Linked DNA regions of Mus musculus: region 1 is linked to region 2. A link is a loop called in an ENCODE intact Hi-C map of the cell type or tissue named here. Cell type or tissue: heart. All regions are shown on one strand. Each heading gives the region's core, and the rest is flanking DNA. Links, peaks and the distances in the headings are about the cores only. Region 1 holds the start of Mesd (mesoderm development LRP chaperone). Region 2 holds the start of Abhd17c (abhydrolase domain containing 17C).

Evidence for each region. Hi-C counts contacts between places; a loop is a spot of excess contacts. Peaks named below come from ENCODE experiments on the same cell type or tissue, not always from the same donor. Only the 100,000 strongest peaks of a DNase experiment are listed, where the experiment ranks them.
Region 1: it touches region 2 in a loop (3-fold over the local background); 6 of 42 quality-filtered maps call a loop at or near these places.

What each region holds. Positions count from the first base shown.
Region 1 is chr7:83,889,771-83,895,143 of GRCm38, reverse strand. It overlaps Mesd (mesoderm development LRP chaperone), which reads right to left and starts at 2,878. Exons shown (of 3, transcript NM_023403.4): 1 at 2,669-2,878. The coding sequence starts at 2,854. In heart, for the core only: CTCF peaks have their summits at 621 and 2,838; a DNase peak (open chromatin) is centred at 3,063; H3K4me3 peaks cover 2,475 bases; H3K27ac peaks cover 2,027 bases.
Region 2 is chr7:84,149,794-84,155,166 of GRCm38, reverse strand. It overlaps Abhd17c (abhydrolase domain containing 17C), which reads left to right and starts at 3,274. Exons shown (of 3, transcript NM_133722.2): 1 at 3,274-3,885. The coding sequence starts at 3,323. It overlaps Gm39044 (a long non-coding RNA gene), which reads left to right. Exons shown (of 3, transcript XR_869770.2): 3 at 1,139-1,481. LOC117997403 (a long non-coding RNA gene) reads right to left here and starts at 3,027. Exons shown (of 3, transcript NR_169136.1): 1 at 2,796-3,027; 2 at 2,483-2,621. In heart, for the core only: a CTCF peak has its summit at 2,742; DNase peaks (open chromatin) are centred at 2,996, 3,626 and 4,126; H3K4me3 peaks cover 2,820 bases; H3K27ac peaks cover 2,029 bases.

The DNA of each region.
Region 1 (5,373 bases), core at 193-5,192, 260 kb after region 2:
TTACCTACAAACACGCCTGGAGATATGGCTTAGTGGTAGAGTACATGTCATTCAGGATGAGGCCTTGAGGTAAATTGCCAACACCACTAAGGCAATTTTCTTTTGTTAAAATAACAGGTGCCAGGCATAAAAGAAAGACATATTATACAATCCCATTTATTTAAGGTATCAAGAACAAGTAAAAATAATGTGGGGGGACAGGAATTAGAACACTGATTGCTTCTGGGAGGATATGAGATGGGTCTGACTGAGAAAGAACACAAAGGAACCTTTCGGTGTGATGGTCTGTGATCCCAGGACTCACTCCGTTCTGTATTTCAATAAAGTGTAGGTTATCAGAGACAGAGGTCATGTCTAGCAACCCCAGGGTCCTGAGTCCTTGCTTCCAGCAGAGCAAAACAAACAAACTCCTCATGTTGCATCCTTAAAACCCACAATTCACTGCATGCAAATGTTCAACCCCCATACTTCTTCTATGTAGTGGTGTGTCCTAGCAATCCTGAAAACACCTGTGAATTTTAGGAAGGAGCAAAAGTGTACACATGCGAAGGATGACTATAGCAGATTCCTCACTTGGGGAAAAATGCCACATGGAAGCAGGAAGAGAGCACCCTGTGGGTACAGGCTGGAAATGCAGGCACATTGATTTGAGAGGTACCTGGATGAGTGGGTAGATAAAAATATTAAGACAGAGGTTTCTTGAAGAAAAGACTAGTCACCCTATGGAAAACAAAAAGTGAAGCCTTAAATATCTTTTTTGCCTCAGCAAGAATCACTCATATAACAAGTCAGAATGCCATGGACAACAACCTGAAGCAGTTCTAGGGCCAAATCTGGAATAATATGAACATCAAAATAGTAGTGAGGATTTATAATTCTCTAAGTCCATATTAACATAAAGAAAGAAAAAGAATATCAGTAGAATATCAATAAATAGTTAATAAATGGAATAACTAATAAATGGAAGAACGTACACAACAGACAGAAATAAATAATCCCCAAAGGGGATGGTAAGTTGGCTTGGTGGGCAAGGCGCTTGCCTTGGCAGATATGATGACCTGAGTTTAATCCCCAGGGCCCACATGGTAGAAGGAAAGAAATGACCAACTACATCCAACTTGTTCTTGGACCTTCATATGCATGCTGAGGTACATATATAGGCACAGAGATCTCTACTAGACCACATTCACAAGTGTGTTTGTATTAAATGCAGGGAATGTTATTCTGTTGGTCTCTGCTGTTCAGCTCAGTACACATCTCTCTAATAGACTAGAATACTCTCCTGTCCTGTCTAAAATCAAACCTGCTCCCTGTTGCCCTCTGACATTCCCACACAACACTTCCTCTTTATAAGATCCAACCATTTCTGTTTCTGTTTACGAGGGTTATTTCCTACCCCCTTGTTCTGACAGATGTCTTGCTCATCTCTGTGACCTCCTCTTCCTCGGGGTCTGAGCACTGTCCATGGCTAGGCCTCTCACAAGGCAAGGTTCACTTTAGCAGGTTAAAAGGCATTATTTACTAGAGTCCAAAAAGGACAGTTGGAAATTGAAAGGAGTCATACCCACTCAAATCTACTCCAAATTTTCTTTCCAGAATCTCACAGTGGAGCCCAAACCAGTTTGAAATTTACTATGTAGCCCAGGTTTAACTAAGGCTAGCCTCCTCCACTAGTCTCTTAAGTGCTGGAATTACAACCTTGCACTACCATGGCCCCACTACTCCAATTCTTCTGTTGGGTACAGAGAACAACAACAGGAGTCCCCCCTTTTTAAGTCAAATCCAACAGGTGGATATTTTAAATGTATGCCCAAAAGTCTTACCTCCTTCCAACAATATAGTTAGCCACAAGTTAAAAAAAAAATCAGCATTGGAAACAAACTCTGAAAAGTTCTCTGGCAGAGAACCTTACACAGTGAATATAGCTATGTGTGTGATTCCTTTCCATCAGCTGTGCCAATCAAATACGACAGTACAATCAAGGGCTGCAGTGTACTTTTGATCAGGAATCCCTCCTTAGAACCTTTTGCATACCCCAAATGCAATCAAGTAACAGACCAGAATTCGGCCTCTCACAAAACAAGTCCACTACTCCCATCAATGAAAAACCTGAGTTGCATATGAGATATGCCTTAGTTCCCTTTACCAGTAAAATAAACCCACCCAAGAAATTACAAAAGCCCCAGCAGGAATATACACCAAAAGAAGTCGGAAACCCTCTATATTTGGAAAGATCTCTATCAAAGCTAAAAAAAAGTTGAGAGACCACCTTTAGAACCCATTCACTCCAGAACAGGAGGAGGAAGGAGGGAATGCTCTTCAGGAGCGCTCGCTCCCTGTTCGCGGCTCACAAACCACCAAGATCAATGTAGAGACCCCTGCGACATAGCAAGGAAAGTAGGGCTTGACTGGTGAGAGTCCAAGTGCTGACTGGAGTGGCTGAGGAGCCATGATAGCGAAAGACACTGGGCGAGAGGCCTGAGCCGTGGTGGAATGAAGAGAGACGCGGGAGTCAACGGGTACTGGGAGACATTTCAAGAAAGACCCTCAGAGGGCAGCGAGCGGGATCAGGGGACAAAAGTCAGAAGGTCAAATGTCCGAGAGGGTAAGGGTTAGGAGAAAAGGGATCTGTATGGGAGATGCTCAGAAGTGTGCAGGCGACACAGACCTCCCACTGCTCCAGAAGTCGCGCCATGTCGGCATCGTTGTAATCGCGGATGTCCTTCTTTTTCCGTGGAGGTGGGGTGGCCTCGCCCGGAGTGTCCGCCGCGTAGGCATTAGGAGGAGGGAGCAACAGAAGGTCCGAGGCACACAGAAACAGTAGAACCGCGCGCAGCCACCTGGAGGCAGCCATGTTAGCAGCCTAGCGTAACGGACTGCCCAGCGTAAGGCACAATGAGCCTGCGCAGACAGCGTGCGGAGTCCGGACGCCGGGGCCTCGCCCCCACCCCGCCCCCGGCCTTCCAATCCAGTCCCTAAGCGTGTTCTGCGCAGAACTAAACCCAGTACTTGACCCCGTCCCACCCTCGCGGACTCAAGTCCCAATGGCTCCGCCTCCGAGGAGTCCGTAGCCTACCGCACCCCGCCTCGTTCTGGTTCCTCCTGTCCGGACCTCATCCGGTAGCTCCGACCCCCTTGGCTCCGCCCACAACTGCATTCCCTTGGGGCTCCCAACCTCAGGCTCCTCCCCGTCATCGAGCCTTTCACCACTTGACTCCACCCCTCAGCCACGGTCTCCTGACTCCGCCCCTAGGGTACCGCCTCCTCACCAGACTCCGCCCCATAGCTCTGGGAGCTCACCTGGCTGGGGACCAAGGGTTCTTCCTCCTGGTTCCTCCCCTTGCCAGGCTCCGCCCCGCGAGCTCCGCCCCTTGGCCTGGCCAAACAATCTACTCTAGCTGGGTCCTGCCCAACTGTGCTTTCTCCACTATTTGGGGGTTTTGTTAGAAGTCAGCCCTTTTGTCTCTCATTCTCTAGCCAGGGTCTGAAAGTTCCCTCAGGGTTTCAGTGACAGAGTCCTCGAAGCCTATGAAATGAATGAGTTGGAAGATATGCAAACTACCTTGACCCTGAGGCCCTTTTCAGGGTGTTGACATTCAACTACGCTCCCTAGTAATTTCTAGCAAGAACAAACCGCCTGCTGAAAAGCTAAGGACAGCTAGGGCAACTTTTCTCGAAGACTGTAATTATAGGGTCTATTGTTATTCTGCTCCACGGATGATTTTCGACCCACCATTCTTTCAATATCACTGTCAATTAAACTGGAAAAAAAAACCCATTTAATTGATAACCATTTTTATTGTTTAAAATAGTTCCTGTCTCTTCTGATTTTCATCTACCACTGTGGCTTTAACCTATAGGACAAAACCACCCTAATTTTATTTTCTATTTTACAAGATTTTGACCACTAAGATCTTCAAAATTAAAATACTTGGGGTCAGAGATACTTTAAAGTTTCCTAAGCTTTAAGTGGCAGATCTGATTTCTTTAAAATTTCAAATTATATCATAAGACATGAAACCTTGGTGTAGTTGGAAAATATTCAAAAACTATACCTTAAGTACTGACCCCAAAGTGCCACATAATGCATACAATTTATTTCTATATTTACAAATGTATCTCAAGAATGGGTTTTCAATGTTTATATCAGCATACTGTGTTAATTACTAAGCATACTTGGGTTCTTTTTTTTTTTTTTTTTTTTTTTTTTTTGGTTTTTGCGAGACAGGGTTTCTCTTTATAGCCCTGGCTGTCCTGGAACTCACTTTGTAGACCAGGCTGGCCTCAAACTCAGAAATCTGCCTGCCTCTGCCTCCTGAGTGCTGTGATTAAAGGCGTGCGCCACCACGCCTGGCCTTGGGTTCTTGAGTGTTTCATTCCTTTACTGTTTTTTAGTTTTTGGTTTTTTGCTTTGTGGGTGTTTTTTGTCTTGTTTGTTTTCTCAAGACTGGGTTTCCCTGGCTAACCTGGAACTCACTCTGTAAACCAAGCTGACCTAGAATTCAGAGGTCTGCCTGACTCTGCCTCCCAAGTGTTGGATTGGAGGCATGTGCCACCACAACCATTCTTCACTAGTACACCAGTGTTTTTGTTTTTTCTCTCATGGTCATTATTATATTACTATTTTCCCTGTCTTTTTCTCTATACTTTGGATGGATATCGTTAATAGGTTTCATATAGTGCAAATCCTTTACAAAATGTTTAAGTAAAAGTCTTTCTTATGACTGATACTTCTTTCTCAGAAGTGGGTGGAAATTGAGTGTTAAGAATGTCCTGGGTTCAGCTGGGCATGGTGGCACACGCCTTTAGTCCCAGCACTTGGGAGGAGGCCGAGGCAGGCGGATTTCTGAGTTCGAGGCCAGCCTGGTCTACAAAGTAAGTTCCAGGACAGCCAGGGCTACACAGAGAAACCCTGTCTCAAAAAAAAAAAAAAAAAAAAAAAAAAAAAAAGGAGTGTCCTACCTTATCCAGCCTTCTTTGTCATATGGCCCCATCACAAAGGTCTGGAGTTTCTATCCTCAAGGTCATCAAAAGTTCCAGGATGGCTATTGGTACTCCAACCATCAGATGGCATTCCAATCAAAGGAAATGGGAAATAAGTCAAGCTGAGGGACGAGCATCCTATTAGGGAATTGTGCACAGCCTTTCTGGTCTCATTGAGCTACCTCTCTGAGAGGGACTGGGAGTAATTATTTAGCTGTCTTTGCTACCATCTCAAATAAATTTAGGCTTGTTAGGAAAAGCATAAAGTGGAGGTTAAGAAAAGAGCTAACTAGCAACGTGAGCCTTATTGACCTTCACTCTAAGGTCAAATGTGGTGTGCATTTATTCCCACTGTAGTAACGTAGCTGATTTTTTCCATATTCATACATG
Region 2 (5,373 bases), core at 182-5,181:
TAGGACAGTAGTTTGAGCCAGAACAGCTGAGTTGAACCAGCCAGCCAGAGATCAGAAAGAGCTCGGAAAAGGTGATCATGTTCAACATCAAGTCTCAGAGGCGGAAAGCATTTTAGGTCTAGATTAGATTGTACGGAGGCTAGGGCTTGTAGGACTAGGCCTAGCAGACAAAGGCAGTAAGCTTCTAGACAACAAATTACATCAGGTGAATAAAAGTAACTTTTATACCCTTCTCTTCTGGTCATAATACATAAATCACCTTTTTCATATTAATATGGGCTTGCTTTTACAAATCAAGTCAATCTTCAGTAACTCAACACCTAGAAGACTAATATGAAAAACAATGTTGAACATGTAAATGCCAGTATCAAATATTGAAGTCGATGCCTTCAGCTACATGGTGTGTTTAGCTCATTAGCCCTAGCTGGTGGGTGGGGCAAGAGTTACTTCAACAGCAGTGATAATCCTAACACTGGCTGTGATATGACTTTGTCCCTTCACATGTCCCAGGTCAATTAATTGACTAGACTAATGCTAAGGACCCAACAAACACATTTGCTGGTCTGAATTCAAAGTTAGACCTTACTCTGCTAGAATGGTAAGAATCACATAGGAGTTCTTAAAGGTCAAGTTGGACATCTGTTAACCCTGGTCCTTGTATCTAATAGGGCACAGCTATTCTCCAAGGTAGATGTTAAACTCCCTCAGCCCAAATGCCAAGGCATCCTGTCTCACGTGTGGATGTTCACAGCTAAAGATGGTTGTACAGAGAAGTTGGCATCCAAACACTAGAATGTATTTCCTGAGGAGCTTTTATATGACAGATGTGCTGAGAGGCTGAGTTTGTCAGACCTGGGCAGCACATCTCATTTAGAGGGCCACACGAAGCCTAACTCAGCTCTGCATAGCATGGGTGAGCAAGGCTTGCTCTCTATGGCACACAACATAAGGGTTTAAGTTTAATAGTCAGATAGACACAAATCAGTTTACTTTCACAGGGAGCCTCCCTCTGTACAGCTTCTTAAAATGATCCAAAAATTTAGTTGTTCTATTTAGTTGTTGGTAATGTACAAAATCATATTGCACAAGTCCTTTGCAAAAGGAGACTAAACTAAGCCAACTTTAAATTTCCCAACAGGACTGCCACCAGAACATCTGGAATATGATTGCTATCCTCCCTATTGGCAGCACAAAGATGTGGACTTAGGCATCATTAGCTGTCTGCTCATGAACTGCATGCTATTGCATTCTGTCAGGTGGGAGGAACGGTGCTGGAGGAAGACTGACTGAGACGAGAGTAGATGCTTCTCACTTCAGTTCGGTACTCAGCGTCCTCTATTTTCACTCTGCACTAAAGTGAAATGTACTAGCTTATGTTCCTCACAGAAATACCACCAAGTGGGGACCCGAGACCATTGCCTAAGGCTACCTATGCCCACCCCCAAAACACATGTAATAATAATAATAATAATATTTAAATGTTCACAAATAGCTGATTTGATTGTTTGCTTATTTAATTGAGACATGGTCTCATTGCCCAGTTTGGCATCAGCTCACTATAAAGTTGGGAATGACCTTGAACTTCTGATCCCCGCCACCATTTTTGAGTTGGTGGCTTGTTTAATTCACATGCAAAACTGTTTTCGGTCTTCTTAGAGTGTCTTGACTGACTATGGCAGAGATGGTCCTATCTTTTGCAGTTCTGGCGACTGACCCAGTAGGTATTGCTTGAAAAACACGACACACGTTGACTTAATACGGGAAACAAGCAGGCAAAATATTAACATGAAACAACTCCCAGAGTCTTTGGGAAAAACTTGGGGTCAGTCACTAAAGCCTGGCTAGGGAAGAGCAGCTTTGCCCATCTAACTTTAAAACAGACTTGGAGAGGCGTTGTGGGCAGGCTTTTGGGGATTCAGTGAAGATACGGCCTTTGAAAACTCAGTCCACAAGGTTACTACTTAAAGTGGTACTGGTAAATCAATTTATATTAGGATGCTCAAAATTCTTTTTGTTTAAAAAATGTTGTAATCCTTCTTGGGACATTTATGAGGTCTGGAATGGTGACTGCCCACTGGGGCTCTGGTTGTATTCATTGCAGGTAGCCTAAAATGACCTCCTACCCCTGAAAGGAAAGCCTGGTGCCAAAGTCCAGAGGAGAGGCTCTGCCAACCGGACACCAGGGTTCACACGGTTTCAGAAGCCCTGAGAGTTATATTTGGAAAATCACTTAAAGCCTATAGCCAAGACAATAGTGGATTAAAATCGTTGTAACATGTCTTTCATGATTAAAAAGTCTGGCGCCAAAACAGTTCTAGAGAAACTAACATCAAAAAGGACAGATATGGAGTATCCAGTTGGCACCACAGGGGATGATGTAAGGGATGGGGGTGAGAGAGGACCGTGTTGACACCATTTGTTGTAAAACCAACAGGCTCTGCTGTAATTGTTATTACAGAAAGACCTGCGTAGCTGTACATACCCAACAGCCGCCTGCAACACGGGAACACGTACGAGATGGACCAGAGCATTTATGGTAGTGGCTGTTCAAGAAGTCTTGAATCTCAGCAAGTGGTGGTAGAGGCTAGAAGCATGTGAGTTCTAAACCAGTGTAGGCTAAACTGTCTCAAACAACCAAAAGAGAAAAAAATAGCATTGATTAGAGGAAAGCAAGGCATTTTTAATGTACTCAATTCTCTTTCTCAATAATTATCTTTTACATAAATTCCCAATAACTCCACCAGGACAGAAAGCTGGTTTTGGAGAACTGAATCCTAAAGTATCTGCACACCTACCTTTTCAATCCAGGATTGTCCCAACCGCTCTAATCTCTTCAGACCCCCGCCCCAATCGCGCTAAGCCCCGCCCCAGACTCCAGAGCCTCGCTTCGGACCGGGGAGTTTGTTCTAACGAGTAGCCCCGCCCAGATGCGCTAACTCCCGCCCAAGAGGCGGGAGCCCCGCCCAGCCCGGGGAGTCCTGCTTCAGACTGGGGCGTCCGTTCCGATGGGTAGCCCCGCCCGCCTGTGGGGGCGCGCGGCGCGGTAACCCGGAAGTGGCAGTAGCGTGCGGGGGCGGGGCGGCGCGCTGGAGCGGGCCATGGCCGCCGCCGCCGCGGGCTTTGTGTGCCGCGCGCGAGCCCCGGCCGTCCGCACCTCGCCGGGGCTGCGGGGCTGCCGCTGACCCGCCCCGCTCGCCGCGCCGCGCCCGCCTGGCCCCGCCCCTGGCCTCTCCGCCTTCTCGGCCGGCCTCCAGTTCTCGGCGCTCTCCCTCTGCGCTCCCTGCGCTTCCCTCCCGCCCGCGGCGGGCGCCAGGCCGCCCCGATGCCCGAGCCCGGCCCCAGGATGAACGGCTTCTCGCTCGGCGAGCTGTGCTGGCTCTTCTGCTGCCCTCCTTGTCCGAGCCGCATCGCCGCCAAGCTGGCCTTCCTGCCGCCCGAACCCACCTACACGGTGCTGGCGCCCGAGCAGCGCGCGCCCGCTCCCGCGGCGACCCCCGCGCCCGCCCCGGCGGCGCAGCCCGCTCCGGCCGAGGAGGGTGCGGGCCCCGGCGCGTGCAGCCTGCACCTGAGCGAGCGCGCCGACTGGCAGTACTCGCAGCGCGAACTGGACGCCGTCGAGGTCTTCTTCTCGCGCACGGCCCGCGACAACCGGCTGGGCTGCATGTTCGTGCGCTGCGCGCCCTCCAGCCGCTACACGCTGCTCTTCTCGCACGGCAACGCCGTGGACTTGGGCCAGATGTGTAGCTTCTACATCGGCCTGGGCTCGCGCATCAACTGCAACATCTTCTCTTACGACTACTCGGGCTATGGTGTGAGCTCCGGCAAGCCCTCCGAAAAGAATCTCTACGCTGACATCGACGCCGCGTGGCAGGCACTGCGCACCCGGTGAGCCCCGAGCCACGGTTGGGGTGCGGGCTTGTGCTCCCGGATTGTTGCATTCGCTCGAGATTGCAACAGCCCTCGGGGATGGAGAGCTCAGACTTAAAGGGTCCTGCCTGCTTTTCACTGGCCCGCGCGGCCTGGAGTCTTTGTGGCTCCGGTTAAACGCACGTGGCCGCTGTGGGGGATGCCAATGTACCGGCCAAACCAACTTGGTTGGGCTTGAGTTGTGTCTTGAGCTACGCGCAGACCCCGAAGGTCTGGTAGAAGTGACCTTGGGGTTTTCAGAGCCCTTGACAGCTGGGGAGAGACGATGACCTCTAAAAGACTTTCCAAGTAGAAAGTGTCCCTGGGGCGATGCCTGTGCAGCCCTTAAGGCTGGGTCGGGTCGGGTGTGGGGAGGACTTTGCCTCCTGGTCCCGCAGAGTATGTGGCACTGGGAGATCAGGAAGTTAGCTGAAGAACCTTCCCTAAACACCACCAGTAGCGCAGAGTGTTATAGGCGTGAGGAAATCTCTTGACCTTGAGTTAGCGTTCATAAAACTGGAAAGTATTTATTCAGGGTCTTTTATATGCTAAGCACAAATTGTTATATTCTGAGGACAGACCAGGTTGGGGGGGGGGGGAACTAACTTAAGTTTTACTCTGAACTTAGACATTTGGTTTGCGGGAAAGTCAAGTGACCTGACCAGTTTTGGTGCTTGTGACCTTCCCATGCAATCCCCATAGCACAGGTGGCAACCGTACCTGAGGTCCTGTGTGTAATGAGCTTGGATTTCGTTAGAGGAATAAGTCCCCAGAATGACAGTAGGCACTGTTCTTTTTAGAGACCTTTGTATCGTTTTTATGAAACGTCTATTTGCTAAGCTAAGTACATGGCCAGTAATAATGACTTTATTTCCATATGTGTTGCACATATGTTCATAAGTTATCCCTTATGCTTCTTGAGAAATGGCTTGTATAACAGAGAAGTACTTAGTATTCACTCTAAGATGCTTGCTCACATTCTTCTGAGGTCTTGGAGGGCTCCTCAATTGGGGTATAGTTTTTGGAGAATGATGTAGGCAGATGAGGCTGGATTCTATCCTGATGGAGTGGCTGAGGATCCACAAGTAGTCACATGCCACCTGCTCCCAAGAACAGGTTTCAGAAGTATTTGTCAGAAGCGGGGAGTGGAGTGCTGGTGTGGGATATGCTTCAGCACTCTGGAGGGAGGCAGAGGCTGGAGGATTGCTCAAAGTTTCAGGCTAGCCTGAGCTACATGGTGAGTTCTATGTTGGCCAGGGCCATAGTAAGACCTTGCCTGGAGAAAAATATGTGGAGTAGGTGGATGGCTGAGTGGGTGCAGGCTGCTTTGTGGGTGGACATGGTGACCAAAGTTTCCCCTGTGCAATCCAGAGGTGGAGGGAGAGAGCTGGCTCTCTGAGGCTGTCCAGTCACCCCGTAATTGTGCCCACACGTGTCGCACAATCTTGAACTACTTAATCTGCCATA